2 separate regions of the Mus musculus genome follow, and region 1 is linked to region 2. The links are chromatin loops, found by intact Hi-C in ENCODE. Cell type or tissue: heart. All regions are shown on one strand.

What was found. Peaks named below come from ENCODE experiments on the same cell type or tissue, not always from the same donor. Only the 100,000 strongest peaks of a DNase experiment are listed, where the experiment ranks them.
Region 1: a loop joins it to region 2, with 4 times the contacts of the local background. A loop is called at or near these places in 2 of 42 quality-filtered maps.

The regions. Positions count from the first base shown.
Region 1 is chr6:72,898,203-72,906,202 of GRCm38, reverse strand. It overlaps Kcmf1 (potassium channel modulatory factor 1), which reads left to right and starts at 6,224. Exons shown (of 7, transcript NM_019715.2): 1 at 6,224-6,589. The coding sequence starts at 6,574. In heart, a CTCF peak has its summit at 3,695 (motif pointing right); DNase peaks (open chromatin) are centred at 6,162, 6,562 and 7,202; H3K4me3 peaks cover 3,247 bases; H3K27ac peaks cover 3,172 bases.
Region 2 is chr6:72,785,103-72,793,102 of GRCm38, reverse strand. Tcf7l1 (transcription factor 7 like 1 (T cell specific, HMG box)) reads left to right here and starts at 4,058. Exons shown (of 12, transcript NM_009332.3): 1 at 4,058-4,393; 2 at 4,478-4,541; 3 at 4,765-4,892. The coding sequence starts at 4,151. In heart, no CTCF peak of the experiment used is centred here; DNase peaks (open chromatin) are centred at 3,542, 3,852, 4,682, 4,972 and 1 weaker place; H3K4me3 peaks cover 3,398 bases; H3K27ac peaks cover 2,423 bases; H3K27me3 peaks cover 790 bases.

The DNA.
Region 1 (8,000 bases), 110 kb before region 2:
CCCAGCGAAGCCATCCACTGTCCTTAGTTCCACTGTGGGGGATGGAGCTTATGCTGGCCTAATGCCTGACTTGATCTTTGCAGGCATCTACCTCTGCCTGCTTGGAGGCCACACGTGCATTGCAACTTTCACACTGACACTACACTCCTGTCTACCCTGACCTCTGGCTCTTACCATCTCTTCTCTCTCCCACAACGGTCCCCTAGCCTTGGCGAGGGTGTGCTATGATGTCCTTCTTCACTGACACTTATTTTCTTCACTTCCTTGGTTTTTTATTTTGTGTCTCTGTAACTCAGCTGTCCTTGAATTACAAAGCTAAAGATGCCCTTGAAATCAACACTCCTGCCTCCACCTACGGTGTGTTGTTCACACTACACCAGTATATACCGCAAATACTACAGAAGAGCAAACCCAGGAAGTCCTGCGTGTTAGGCAAGCATTTTATTAACTGGGCTACAATCTCAGCTCTGTTCTCAGATTAAGATTTTTTTGTTAGCCGTGCGTAGTGGTGCACACCTTTAATCCCAGCACTCCTCGGGAGGCAGAGGCAGGCGGATTTCTGAGTTCGAGGCCAGCCTGGTCTACAAAGTAAGTTCCAGGACAGCCAGGGCTACACAGAGAAACCCTGTCTTGAAAAACCAAAAAAAAAAAAAAAAAAAAAAAAAGATTTGTTTTGGTGGTGGTGGTGGTTTTTTGATAGAGGGATTCTCTGTATAGCCCTGGCTATCCTGGAAATCACTTTGTAGACCAGGCTGACCTTGAACTCAGAGATCTGCCTGGTTCTGCTTTCTGAGTCCTAGGATTAAAGGCATGCATCACTACCACCCAGCTATACTTTTTTTTTTAATATTTAACTCTGTGTCTGTACGTGTGTGTTCTTGAGTTTTGGGGTACCCACAGAGGCCCTAGAATTGGACTTAACACTGGTTGGGAGCCACCAGACTTGGGTACTAGAAACCAAGTTCAGGTCCTCTGAAAGCACAGTACTAACCAGTAGCCACTGTGTCATTTCTTTAGTCCCTTATATTTCTATATTCAAGAACCCCCCTGAAACCGGAGTAATGAGTGGTTATAAGCCACACAGGAAGGTGAACTAAGACTGGTTCCTCGGCAAGAGCAGTATGCACTTTTAGTCTCTGAGCCATCTCTTTAGGCCCTCTTAGATTATTTTATAAGGGGGATGGGAACACATTTCTAACCCTCAGTGGGTTGTAACTAAAGCCATCTGCAAATGATGTTTTTCCACCCATCCACTTTGTTCCAAGAAATAACGAAGCTGAGACTTAATATTTCATGAATAAAGATTCTAGGCCATGAATAAAGCTTTGCTTGTTTCCCCGACTAGCTCATAATTTAATTACCCATTTATTTTACTCTAAGTCATGCCACATGGCTAGCTACCTGGTCCTCAGCTTCATGTGTCTACCTCCTCCGATGTTGTGGGAGAATCTCCTGTGCCTGACTCAAACCTCTCTGCCAGATGTCCCACCTTCTAATGTTTTCTCTGCTCAATTGGTCAATCAGCATTTTACTGACAGATGAATGTTTCTATACAATGCACAAGAGATTATCTCTACGGTGGATAAACCACTTTTCATGAAAATGTGAGGGGTTGGGATTCAGAGTTCCAAACTCCAGAAATCCAAAAACTAGCTGTATCAGTGAGCTCTGGGTTTGATTGAGAGACCTTGTCTCAATGAATAAGGTGGAAGAGCCAAGTAAAGATCTCTGACATTAACTCTTGGCCTCCATACACAGGTATGTGCATCCAAATCATAAAGCATACATGTGTACCAGATACATACATGAAAAACAGAAAAATTATTATAAACCTTTACCAATTATCGCCAGCTGTTTTCTCACTGACATCCATGGCACCCTTTTCTGTGTTAAGAAAACACAACAAAGCTGGGTGTGGTGGGGCACACCTTTAATCCCAGCACTTGGGAGGCAGAGGCAGGTGGATTTCTGAGTTCGAGGCCAGCCTGGTCTACAAAGTGAGTTCCAGGACAGCCAGGGCTACACAGAGAAACCCTGTCTCGAAAAACCAACCAACCAACCAAACAAACAAAAAAACCCAAACACACAACAAACAAGAAGCTCCTGAATGGAGCTGTCCTGCCCTCTCAGCCTCACTACCTCCCACAATGTCTTGCCTTTGATTATGATCCCACTTCATCTTGGCTCCAAATGACTAATCCATTCGCTTATCACTAGTACATCCTGGTGAAGGAAGGAGGGCCTGTGGTTCCTGCCCCCCTCAATCTACCAAAAAAGATGAAAAACATCACACACCTAGCTTTAACAAGCACAAACTGAGCAGACAGGAAAAGCTTACTAAGTAAGGTACAAGGAATATGGACTTAAACTGGGGCTTGAATTATCTCAACTCCCAATAAACAGAATGGAGAGCAGGTGCAGGGCCCAGAGGCAGGAATCAACATGGGACACGGAGACAAAGGGCCACAGCAGAAAGTCGGGATGGCGGAAAGCACGTCAGGCTGTTAACAGCAGCCCTACCTACAGCTCGCAGGAACTCACCTGGTTTTTTAACTTTCAATTTATGTGCGTATGCCACAGGTGTTTTGGTGCTTCTGGAGCCAGAAGAGGGTGGGTGACAGGTGCCCGGAACGGGAGTTGGAGGCATTTGTGAAGAGCCAGACCTGGGTGCTGTGAGTTGCTCTTGGGTGCTCTTAGCCATGGAGCCATCTCCCCAGACCTTTTGTGAAGAACCAGACCTGGGTGCTGTGAGTTGCTCTTGGGTGCTCTTAGCCATGGAGCCATCTCCCCAGACCTTTTGTGAAGAGCCAGACCTGGGTGCTGTGAGTTGCTCTTGGGTGCTCTTAGCCATGGAGCCATCTCCCCAGACCTTTTGGTGCTTCTTTGTTTGTACCAGTGCAGCTTAGCTGGCTTTGTCCTGACTCCTAAATGCCAGAACAGGCATGTATCACTATGCCTGGCTCTTGCTTGTCTTTTGTTTTTGGAGACAGGGTTTCTCTGTGTAGACCTGGCTGTCCTGGAACACCAGGGCCTTGAACTCTGAGTGAGATGGCCCTGCTGGGATTAAAGGTGTGTGCCACCACCTTGCTTTTTTTTTTTTCAAAGTACTTTTTCCTTATGAGATGGCTGGCTTGGAACTTGTTTTTCTTTAACAAACCAAACCCAGACACCTGAGTTTTATTTACGTGTGTGTGCCTCACATACAAGGGTGCCTGCAGAGGTCAGAAGAGAGCATTGGAACCCATGGAACTGAAGTTATAGGTGTTTGTAGGCCATCTGACTTCTGTGCGCTCAACTGCTGAGTTACCTCTAGTCATACTTTTGTTTGAGGTAAAAATCTCTTATGTAAATCAGGTTGACTCTGTCTTTTGAGTGTTGGGATTACAGCTTGAGCCACTGAGCCCAGACACTATTGATTTTCTTGCTTAAGGACAGGTTCATAGTTCAGAACTCTGACAAGCATACCCAGCAATGTCAAGATTACAAGTACAGTAGAGAATATGATCTCAAAAGTCCTCAGTAGACTATCTAGCTCCCCAAGCCTCACTCTGCTGCATAGGATTGCTCACGTCATTTGTGTCCAGGTGACTTATTTCATGCTTTAACAGGACTGACAGGACTCTTTTTTTTTTTTAAGATTTATTTATTATTATATGTAAGTACACTGTAGCTGTCTTCAGACACTCCAGAAGAGGGCGCCAGATCTTGTTACGGGTGGTTGTGAGCCACCATGTGGTTGCTGGGAATTGAACTCAGGGTTCGGAAGAGCAGTCAGTGCTCTTAACCGCTGAGCCATCTCTCTGGCCCTTCTCTTGGACACTTGCCCTAATCTTTTTTTTTTTTTTTTTTTTTTTTTGTCTTTTTGAGGCAGGGTCTCCCAGTGTAGCTCTGCTGACTGTCCTGGAACACTCCATGGAGACCAGGCTGGGAGCTATGCCTGCCTCTGCATCCCATGTGCTGGAACTAAAGGATGTGTGCCACTACGCCTGGCTCATTTCCCCCTAATCTTAAAACCTTAAAGAAGTACAGAAAAACACAAAAAGGTGCAGCTATTGTCTGCTGATCTACTGATGGTATTTAAATCTCATTAGGATTTATCTGACTGTTGTTTTAAGGACTAGAACTGGGCCATCTATGGAACACAGTAAGTTTGGTAAAGATACCTGTGACTTTCAACTGGACATGGGGGAAACCAAGGAGGCATGGGAAGGAGATCTAGGGCAGGAAGAGCTGGAGATTCACGGCTAAGCTGGGATACTAACAATGAAATCACTGTCAAAAAAACATGGTAGTCCCTTGGAGGTCAGACCAAGCTATGTTTCCTCCCATGAACAAGACTAGCTAACCCTACCGGGCAGTGGTAACACAGGCCTTTAAACCCAGCACTTGGGAGGCAGAGGCAGGTGAAAAAAAAAAAAAAACTAGCTAACCCTTCAATACAGTAAGACTTGTTTTTAATGTTTCTTCCCCTAGCATCATGCCTGTACACAACCCTGAGTGACTTTTCCGTAGACTTGGGACTTGGGGCACACTTCACCTCACAGCTCCAGCCCCTTCTTCCTCCTCAATAGTCTCCTTTCTATTTTCACCCAGTTTTTTCCATACTTACTGGTATTCCTTTCTGGAAGTGTTGCTTTTGTTGGCTACTCTAAATGCTCCAGCATTTTTACAGAACTGCTTACAAACTTTGATACAAATTTATAAAAAACCATTATTCACCACCTGTGTATGCGTTAAGAGCTGCTAGCCTGACTTTCACAGCTCAAGTTCAGGGAACTGGCTTACACCCAGGATCACTTGCCAATAATAAAATGTGTAGGGTTGTCAGAAAGGACCCACTAACCAGGATGTCGATCAGGCTAACTACAAACCCTGCTCTCCCTTTGTAAGCCCTACTAGGCATAGTCTTCCTCAGGCCGGTCTGTAGTGTGCGGAATTCCACACCCGAAACAGAAATATTTGTTATCTAGTCCTCATTTAAACCCAAATTAGGTGGGGGTGTGGTGGAAGATGCCTTTCGTTCCAGCCCCTGGGAGATGGGAAGGTCAGAATCAGCTACTTGAGCAATTCAAGGACTGCCTCGGGCTATCTGAGGTCATGCCTCAAAACCACCCCCAATTTAATTACAGCTAGTTTCTTGGGTAGACAGGGATGACCTACTATGTAGTCTCTCGGATTAAGCCTTTTAGTATTTTCAAAACCAGACATATCTTAAATCATATTCAATAAAATATTGTAACAAATAGGGTCCTTCCTTTGCTACTCTACACGTCGAATCTTGGTACTGTATCTCTCCTGCATCTATTGATATGCTTGCCCTTTTTGAAAGTCACAGAAGCTAAGGCAACCAACGCTTTGTCCAGGTCCCACAGTCGGTGGAGGGTGGGCAAATTAGGAAAATCGCCAAAGCAAGCAGTACCTTGGACCCTAGTTTCAGTAAACTTAGCTGGGAACTTTGTCCAATCTCGAGACTACCAAGGCAAAATTAACCACCCAAAGCGAACCAATTTAGAGCGAAGGCTCAGCAAGGTTAAGTCACTTGTTCAAGGTTACACCGAGCATATCAGAACCAGAATCCCAGGGCTGAACACGTCTTAACTCCAGGGCGCGATCTGTTCTACCTGCGCCACGCCACCACTGACACGTGGTCAGGGGTAGTCTCAAGTGTTTGTCGAGTTAGCAATGCCTGAAGAGAAAGTAGCCTGTAAGGAGCCTGGGTGGAGGGAAAGACCTGCACACACAGCCGGAAGCAAAGTACCCCCGAAGCCCACCAAGTTTTTCCCGCAGCGCATTCGAGCGGGCGGCCGAGCCGGCTCGCTAGGCCTCGGCCTCCCCCTGGGTCTGGGGACCCGCGAGCCCCGGAGGCCCGACTGCCATTCCCTTCTGGGTCCCCGGCTTTCAAAGCAGCACACAAACACACACACGTCCCCGGGACGTCTGCGATGGCCCGGCCGCCGCGCGCCCAGGCGCTGGGGAGCCACGTCGGGGGCGTTTCGCGTCCTCGTCCTCCCCACGCGCAGCGTGGCGGGCCGCGGCTGGGCTCGGGTGCCTGCGGGACCGCGGCAGGACCGCCGCCAAGCACGGTCGCCCGCCGGCCGCGGGGCCTCAGGGCGGCGAGAGGCGGGGCGGGCGTGCGGGCGGAAGGAGGCGGAAGAGGAGGAAGAGGAGGAGGAGGAGGCGGCGGCCGGAGCCGGGAGACGGACGGGCGGGGGGCGGGCCGGGGGAGGGGACGAGCGGGATTTGCGGACGCCGCGCCGCTGCCGGGAGCCGGCGGGGGCCCGAGAGTGACCGAGTCACGGCGGGCGCCGGCGGAGCCGCGGCCGCGTCGGACCCGCCTCCTGGAGGAGCTCAGCCCCGGCCAGGCCCGGCCCCATTCCCGCCCCGCGCCGCCTCCCCGCCGCCGCCGCCGCCGCCGCCGCGGGAGCGCTCCCCTGCCCACCCCGCCCCCGCGGCCGAGCCCGGGAGTCGAGTGGGAGTCGGCCGGCCGGGCGCGGGCAGCGCCGGGAGCCCGCGGTGGGGGCACACTGCAGCCGGGAGCCCGGGAGGGGCCGCGCCGCCAGCGTCTGAACTAGGATGTCCCGACATGAAGGTGAGAGCCGAGCCCCCGCCCCCACCGCTTGGGCCTCGGCCTACCCCGCCCGAAGTCCGGGCGCCGCCGAGGGCAGCGGGGCACCGGCGGGGACGCGGGCCGGGCCCGAGTCGCGGGGCTGGGGAACCCGAGGCCACCGCGGCCCGAAGAGCGAGCGGGAGCGGCGGCCGCAACCGTGGCTTGCGGCCGCGGCCCTGAGCTGGGCCTGGAGCCGGAGGCGGGGCGGCCGGGCGGCCGGAGGCTTTGCACTGTCATGGGGCGGGAGAGGGGGAGGGGAAGCGGCGGGGCCCGTTACCGGCGGGAGCCTGGCCCTCGGGACACATACCGGACGCCGAGGCCCGGCCGGCCCGCCCGGGGGAACCGCGGGGCCCCGGCGCGGCCTAGCTGCGGCGGCTCCCGGAAGAGCCGGGCGCCGTGGCCGAGCCGGGTCTCGGGCGTGCGGCCGCGACAAGGGGGAGCGGGGTCCGGGCCCCGCGGGCGCGTCCGGTCTCTGGGAGACCGCGGGCGAGCGACGGCCCCGCCTGAGGGCCGCGGCCGTGCGGGCGGGAAGACGCCGCGGCTCGGGCTCGGGCAGCCCTCTGTGACTGGAGCTCGCCCGGCCTCGCGGTAGGCCTCTGCGCGTCCCTGGGCTCGGGTAAGCCAAGTTCCCGGGGCGGATCCAGCCCGGCCGCGGTGAGCAAACTCCCTGCTCCGTCACCTCGCCGGAGCGGAACTTGCTCCCGGCCGGTCCCGGGCCCTCACCCGCGTGCGCTGCCCACCGAAGCAGGCTTCCAGTCGGGGGGCGTTTGGACTTCCGCGGTGCCCTGTGGAAACACGCTGGGGTTCTGTGGTTAAGAATCAGACCACTCGCGTCCCAGCCCCACGGCACAAAGGCACAAGTGTTTTCAGGCCGATGGATGGGCGATGAACTGGCGAAAAAATAAGTTAACTTGAATTTACTACCATATGGTTTAGGAAGGGGGGAGGGGGCTATGTTCTCTTTGTTTCACTACAGCAGGTTTTACCTTTAAAAGTAGTCACCGACTTAGTGAAAAGTTTATTTCGGTACGGTTAATGGAAGATTGTATAAGTGACCTGAAAATAATTGAGTCCCTAAGATTTTCCAAATCCTGTATAGGTGTTTTGGAAGTGAAGAAAGTTTGAGGAGGCAGTTTATCGCCGAGGGAAGGGCATTCTTAGGGAAGTACAGACCTTGGCTTTTCTAAGGTGACAAACTCAGATCAATTAACATACATTTAGTGAAAGTTTCGGAATTTGCATTTCTAAAGGCAAGATTGTGATTGACTCTGATCATTTTATGTTTGGAGAGTTTTTATTTAAAAAAAAAAACCTAATGATAGGGAAGAGCATGGGGCATTTTTGATTACTAACTGTTAATGTGTTGGTCACTTTGAAATAAATAGCAGGGTAC
Region 2 (8,000 bases):
TCAGAGTGTTCTTCTGAATGGTTTGCACTGTGATCTGATGTGACAATTGAAGAGCATCAAAAATTGTTTCCAGCTTTTCATCGTGGTGAACACTCTCTTCCAGTTTATTTCTTCCGTACCGAATCCTCGAAGTACAAGGATGAGTCAAAGCATTTGCACTTTTAAAGATTTTCCAAGGCACTGCCAAACTTCCTTTCAGAAAGCTTACACAACGCCATGCCTAGAGCCCTGTGTGCTTCTGCGTCCAGGGGCCAACACTGGGTGTTACGCTTCTTCTCTACTTGTGCCAATCTGATAGGTGAGAAAATTCTATTCTGTGTTGCTTCAATTTGTATTTCTTCCAAGTTGACAGGTGTGGTAGGCTGACAACAGCTCACTCCCAAAGATGACAGACAGGCCCATGGCCTAATCCCCAGAGCCTAGGAATGAGGTCAAGCGGTCTTTCAAGATTTGATTCAGCTATGGATTGGAGCCTGGCAGAAAGACGATGCTGAGTTACTGGAATGGTCTCCAAATGCCATTTCAGGGCTCCAGTGTGACCACAGATAACAGAAATTAGCAAGGTATAGTTCAAAATAGAGTATCAACAGCCCTAGAAGCTAGCAGGAGGCTCATTGGAGCCCTCAGAGGCCATATGGTCCCATCAGCTCATTCTTTCTCTTCCTTATTCCCTTTCCTTCCCTACCCTTCTCTTCCATTCCTACCCCTCCCTGCCTCTCTTCAGCAGTCCTGGGGATTCAAATCAGGATATCAGATTCTAACCAAGCTCTCTACCATCAAGGTAACATTGAACTTCCCAGCTGCCAACATCTTAAATTCTTTCTTTCTTTCTTTCTTTCTTTCTTTCTTTCTTTCTTTCTTTCTTTTGCTCTCTCCCTCCCTCCCTCCCTCCCTTCCTTCCTTCCTTTTTTTTATTTATTTATTTATTTATTTATTTATTTATTATATGTAAGTACACTGTAGCTGTCTTCAGACACACCAGAAGAGGGCGTCAGATCTTATTACAGATGGTTGTGAGCCACCATGTGGTTGCTGGGAATTGAACTCGGGACCTTTGGAAGAGCAGTCAGTGCTCTTAACCTCTGAGCCATCTCTCCAGCCCCTTTTTTTTTTTTTTTTTTTTTTTTAAAGATTTATTTATTTATTATATTATATGTAAGTACACTGTAGCTGTCTTCAGACACTCCAGAAGAGGGCATCAAATCTTGTTACAGATGGCTGTGAGCCACCATGTGGTTGCTGGGATTTGAACTCTGGACCTTCGGAAGAACAGTCGGGTGCTCTTACCCACTGAGCCATCTCACCAGCCCTTTTTTTTTTTTTTTTTTAAGATTTTATTTACTTTATGTATGTGAGTACACTGTAGCTGTCTCCAGACACACCAGAAGAGGGCATCGGATCCCATTATTGATGGTTGTGAGCCACCATGTGGTTGCTGGAAATTGAACTCAGGACCTCAGGAAGAAGAGTCCGGCCGGGCGTGGTGGCGCAGGCCTTTAATCCCAGCACTCGGGAAGCAGAGGCAGGCAGATTAATGAGTTAGAGGCCAGCCTGGTCTACAAAGTGAGTTCCAGGACAGCCAGGGCTATACAGAGAAACCCTGTCTCGAAAAACAAAAACAAAAACAAAAAAGAAGAAGAGTCGGTGCTCTTAACCACTGAGCCATCTCTCCAGCCCCCAACAGCTTAATTTCTATCTAGTAAAACTAATTTGTATTTCAACAACAATAGAAAGATTACTGTCCTTTAAGAACATCTTTCTCTTTTTAGGCAACCAAGTTTGTAGTGATTTATCACAGTGGCCATAGAGAACTAATACAATGAGCTCTTCATATGTTTATACACCACAGGAAAAGGGTTTTAAATAAGAGTTCCATAGATTCCTCCTATACAATTATTTTAACAACAACAACAAAAAAAAACCTTCTGCAAAATACCATATAATAACACGAGGGAGGGTGTGTGCTGAGGTACTCTGACCAAAGGGTGGAGGAGGTCTGGGATAAGCTACAGGAGAGCAGCAACTACCAAACTCAGGCTCTAGACTCACTCTTAGCTCTGAGCTCAGTGGACTAGCCCTAAGCTATCACTGTCACTGCCATGCCTCTGTCACCTAGTTTTTGTTTTGTTTTCTGAGACAGGTTTCTCTGTGTAGCCCTGACTGTCCTGGATCTCACTCTGTAGACCAGGCTGGCCTTGAACTCAGGGATCCACTTGCCTCTGCCTCCTGAGTGCTGGGATGAAAGTCATGTGACACCACTGCCCAACCCCTAAAATGTTTTTAAATGAGACACCGAAAGCTATATGTACTAATCTTTGTCTTAATGGTGTTTCTTTAAACCCATTATTGGTCCACCTAAGTCGGGGCTCAACCTGCCCAGTTCCCTGCTGTGGGTTCTGTGGGAAGAAAGATGCAGATGGACTGTAGCTCTCTCCATCACCCCCTTCTTAAAGCTGTAACTTTGTCCAGCCTCATGTGTAAGTTGTGCTTGCTTGCTTGTTTGCTGGCTTGCTTGCTTTTAAAGACAGGGGCCTCTCTAAGCAGTTGTCTTGTACCTCATTGTGTAGACCAGGCTGGCCTCAGCCTCACAGAGATCCACCGGCCTCTGCTTCCTCTCTCAGGTTTTGGGATTAAAAGCACAGGTCACCATACCTGGCTTTCAGTTGTGTTTAAAACATTTAAAAAATATGCTCATACTGACGTTCTAGACTGATTTTAAAATTTATGTTGTCACCAATGTCCCCATGGAGGATGGCTCCAAGTGGCGTTACTTCCCCCATCCCCAGCTGACTGAGGATATATGAGTCTATCTAGTCCCGAGGATTGAACACAGGACCTCATGAATGCTAAATACACGCTCTACCATCTCCATCTTTTAAATGATACCTAACTTGTGAGGGAATGAGTGCACATGGCATGGTCCACACGTAGAAGCTAGAGGACGAGTGTCTGTTCTCTACTTCCACCATGTGGGTACCGGACAGGGAACTGAAGACATGGGGCTTGACGGTAAGTACCTGCTGAGCCATCTTGTTAGCGCCCAGATACTCTCTCAAGTCTGTTTTTTACCTATGAAGCTAGTTAGGTAATTTGCTTATGGTGCTTGTGGGCTATCACGGCAGCTTCCTAATCAGCTTTGGGAGTTCTGGGTGATAATTTCTTCTTAAAATCAATACAGTTAAAATCCCGTCTGAATCCAAGACAGTGAGTATTGAATTTCACACCTCTTCTCCAGCTTTAGAGAGAAAGCGTGATCTTCAAGGTTGCAGTAGTTCCTTACTAAGAGGAAGTGATCAAAAACACAGTTTGGGGACAGGAATGCGTTGGAATACCATAGGAAAGGGAATGTAAGACCGCTCAACTTGTTTCAAAGTGTCACAAAATCTGGCTGAGTAGAAGGGCTGATGGGATCCTGTACTCGGCAGGCTGAGTGGTTGTGCTCGGCGGATCTGCGAGTCCTCGGCTGTCCCGCAGGGGGCAGTGCTGCCTGCCAGTGCGGTGGGAGCGGAGTGGGAACCCGCGCGGAGTTCTGGGGCTTGTTTGCAAAGAAAGTTAGGGGATGTGAAGGAGTGCGGGCCAGACTCTTAGAGGGAGGGTGCGAGAAAGGACTTCCCAGGGTAGCCATGGAGTTCACTGGAGGGGATCTGGATAAGTTCGAGGGGTAGGGTGGTCGCACGAGGAGGGTAGTTGTAGGCCCCGGAAGGTGCAAGCGAGCAGGACGCGAGTGTGAATACGAGTGTGCGTGCGCGCGCTGCAGTTCGCCTGGTTCCGAGAGGCGCGGGTGTCAGCTTGCAGCCGGGGCTCCTCCCTCCGGCCCCCCTGCCCCGCCGGGCGGTCCCTCCCTCCTTCCCCATCGCCCCTCCCCGGCGGGCCAGGCGCTGGGACGCCCGGGCCGAGAAGGCAGCGGCGGTGGCGGCGGCTAGTTGGGAGTCCTAGGTTCCGTGCTGCGGGACGATTCGGAGCCGAGTGTCTCTTGCCCCGGCTGGGCGGTGCTGGGCCCGCTTCCCACAGAGCCACGCCCTGTCAAAACTTTGTCGCCGCAGCGGCCAAACGATCGGAGCCGGGCCAGCGAGAGGGAGGGAGGGGCGCCGGGCCGGGCCAGGCAGGGCGCGGGGCTCCGAGCGCAGCGGCCCCGGCCCGTGGCCCCACCATGCCCCAGCTCGGTGGTGGCCGCGGTGGCGGCGCCGGCGGGGGAGGCGGTGGCTCCGGAGCCGGGGCAACCAGTGGAGGGGACGACCTCGGAGCGAACGACGAGCTGATCCCCTTCCAGGACGAGGGGGGCGAAGAGCAAGAGCCGAGCAGCGACAGCGCTTCGGCGCAGAGGGATCTGGATGAGGTCAAGTCGTCCCTGGTCAACGAATCGGAGAATCAGAGCAGTAGCTCGGACTCCGAGGTAAAGGGATTCCTAGGGTCAGCCTCTGGGGGACCCGGGTCCCGCTCCCGCTCACCCGCCCTCGCCTTTGTGTCTCCTCCACAGGCGGAGAGGCGCCCGCAGCCCGCCCGGGACGCTTTCCAGAAGCCGCGCGACTATTTCGCCGAAGGTAAGTGCCTTCTCCGTCAGTCTCCACTCTCCAGCCATCAGCGATTGGCCGTACGGGTCTCCACGGTCCGGGTGGCGGAACCCCTGCTCTCCTCCCATCGCTGCAGCAGCCACTCTGGGGCTCACTCGAGGGGTGCTCGGGTTCCAGATTCCCGCCCCGAGCTCCAGATAGCTACTCTGTCTGGGGGACCCCTGACCTCACTCCACTTTGGTTTTGTCCGCAGTGAGAAGGCCCCAGGATGGCGCTTTTTTTAAGGGACCTGCGTATCCTGGGTACCCCTTCCTGATGATTCCAGACCTGAGCAGCCCGTACCTCTCCAACGGACCCCTGTCTCCTGGTGGAGCGCGCACCGTAAGTGTCAGTCCGGCCGTGCCGGGACCGGTGGGCGTCGGGCCCGGCGGGATGCGCCCCTGGGCTTTCCGTGGTGTGGGGGATGGGGCCTCCTGCCTGAGCTGATCCTGGGCCGAACTTGTTTGCAGAGTCAAACTCCCCTGTGGCGGCCTAGTATGAGACTGCTTTTGGCCAGTAACGGGATGAAAGTAAAGTTCTTTTAACTTCTCGCCTTTGGGAGATTGCGGCCTGGTGGGACCTCCCAGCCTCCCAAATTCCTTGCTCCTACCAAAGGAAAACTTGGATTTGTGCCTGCCTTTGGAGGTGGGGGGTGTGTGTTTGGGGGGGGGGTGTCTCGCTTTCCTTCCCGGAGATTGGTCAGCTTTCCCCTTGGCAAGGGAGAAAGTTGGGCAAGGGCCTGGAGGATCCTGACTTGAGATGTCCTCTGACCTGCGGGTTCCCTGGGCTGCTGTGAGCTGTACAAACTCCTTATTTTGTGTGAACTATTCACGACCCACCCCCAATCCTCACCCCCAGGGCCTCAATTTTTCTGCAGAACTCTGGGTTTTAAACTCCTCTGAGATGGTTTGGAGGGCGACCCAAGGCATTCTTACTTGGCTTTTTCCCCCTTTTGTTGCGGGCTTTTCTCATTTAAAGCGAGCGCTGCGACACTTTAAACCTGTTAATGGGAGCGCATTGTGTGCTGTGTGCCTGGCATTTAGAGCGGTGATTAAGCAAATTGACCCGGCCCCAGACAATGTGCAAATGAGGGCGGATTCCTTCACCCCTCTCCAGCTCGGAGCTCCCGCCTCTCTCCCCTGCGAAATGAGGGGTGCAGTTCGGGGTTGGCCTGGTCTTCGAGCCGCTACTCCACATCCAAGTTTCCTATGCTGATGCTGGGTTGGATGGTAAATCCTGGGTGCACACCCTCCTGCTGTGCGGCGCCTTGCTCGTTGTCTCTGCCTCGCACAGAGCTTTCCAGAGTTGGTTGGTTCATTCTCCCTGCTGGCGTGTCTACTCCTCAGGAGTGCATCCCTGAGGGAACTGAGCTCGAATAAAAGTTCATCTTAAATATGATTATACTCAAGGGTGGCCATGGAAGATCTGGGCGCTGAATGGGTCGTTCCTGCTGTCATTTCGGGCCCTTGCTGGGTGGAGCAGGATGGCCTCCACAGTTCGTGTAGTGTGTGTGTGTGTGTGTGTGTGTGTGTGTGTGTGTGTGTGGGTGTTGTTCACTGGTTAGGGGTTGGGGGTTAGGGGTTGCGTTCTGATGGATGGAAGAAGGGCGTAGAACCACACTCACACCGCTTGCCTTTGCTCTGGGGTGGAGAAAGACCCTCACAGTTTTGGGCCTGCTCCACTTCAGGGTACCCCAAGAAGTCCTTTTGAAAGTGGATATAGGCCTAGGGCTTTGCTTTTGCACTTTCAAGGTGAAGGTGTGTGCCAATGTTGGGGACCACCCCCAGCTTTCCTGCCCATGCAGGTACAGGGAGTTCCCATATCTTTGTACGTGTGTCTGTTAAGCCACTTTAGTGCCTGCCATCTTCTCTGTTTTTATCATATATGTCAGCTCTGAGCCAGGTCTTAGGAAGTTAAAAGTCATCAGAAACATCCCAAATACGACTTAGCCCTTTAACTGGAGATTTCCTCCACACACTCATTTCTTTTAAGTTTTTACATTTTCTTTCCTCTCTGTGTGTGTGTGTGTGTGTGTGTGTGTGTGTGTGCACTTGGGTGTATCTGAGGCTTACGCCAGGGTTAGTACCTCCGTGGGGGACAGAAGACAATCTTTGGTAGTCAGTTGGATTCTCTTCTACCGTGTGAGTCCCCCGCAATCCAACTCAGATCATCAGATTTGCCTGGCCAGGGCCTTTACCCACAGAGCCATCTCGATGGCTCTCCACACTCACCTCTTAGCCCACTGGCTTGGGGACTTTGACTCCCATCTCATCCCCATGCCTGTATCTTTTTTTTTTTTTTTAAAGATTTATTTATTATTTTATGTAAGTACACTGTAGCTGTCTTCAGACACACCAGAAGAGGGAGTCAGATCTTGTTATGGATGGTTGTGAGCCACCATGTGGTTGCTGGGATTTGAACTCTGGACCTTCGGAAGAACAGTCGGGTGCTCTTACCCACTGAGCCATCTCACCAGCCCCCCATGCCTGTATCTTATCTCACCGATGAATGGCTTAAAATCTTAAAATCGTAAGTTCTCAGTGTTTGGTGTTTCTCACATGCTGCCTTGCTCGGTTACAAAGTTCACTGTTGTAGCAGGAAAGTCTCTTTCTAGTTTGACTATGCATGGCCAGTAAGCAGAGCAGCTTAGGACCCATTTAAGCACTTGTTTGGACTATATGGTTGAAATGATAATTTTCCTCTCCATGATCATATCAATATACTTAATATGATTTTCATGGGACACAAGTGGTCATCCGGGCAAGATCGGACCTCCGCTGTTTCCCAGTGAAGTAGAGAGTTGAGGGGTAAGACAGGAGCTGATAGGTTGGGAGAAGATTCTTGGACTAGATGATTCCACCTGTCTTTTGCTTTCTAGGTCCTGTTGTTTCTCTTTTAAATTATCCACCTGTAAGCTTTATTGTTTTAGGCCTATACGTATAAAAGTGGGGGTACCATTTCTTTGCGGTCCTAGATTTCTGGACATAACAAAAACAGAAGTCGAAGTGGATGCTGGCTGCAGTGTTTTTGAGTTACGTATGGACATTTGGCTTTTCAGACAGGAGGCCCAAAGCCCTCATCACTGGCATCTCTGCTGCTGGACAGTTGTGCAGTCAGGCTGCCCTTCTCCATGGGTCACCTCTTCTCCTTTCTCCTCTGGCTCCATTGGGATGCTGGGAAATGGTTCCTGTCTGAGACCCTTGAGGGGGAGAGGTCACCTTTCCCTGGGCTAAGGGGACAAGTCTTAAGACAGGGTCTCATTCTAGTCCAGGCTGGCCTCGAACTTGGATCCTCCTATCTAAGGAGGACTAGCCTCTTGAGTGCTAGGTTTACAGATGTGTCACTATGAGTGTGCTTCTCTTTCGAGCCCCCGGGGACCCCGAGGTGTGTGGAGAAGGGAATAAATAGCTGCCGCACTTTGTACTATTCCTAGTACATGGAAACATGAGC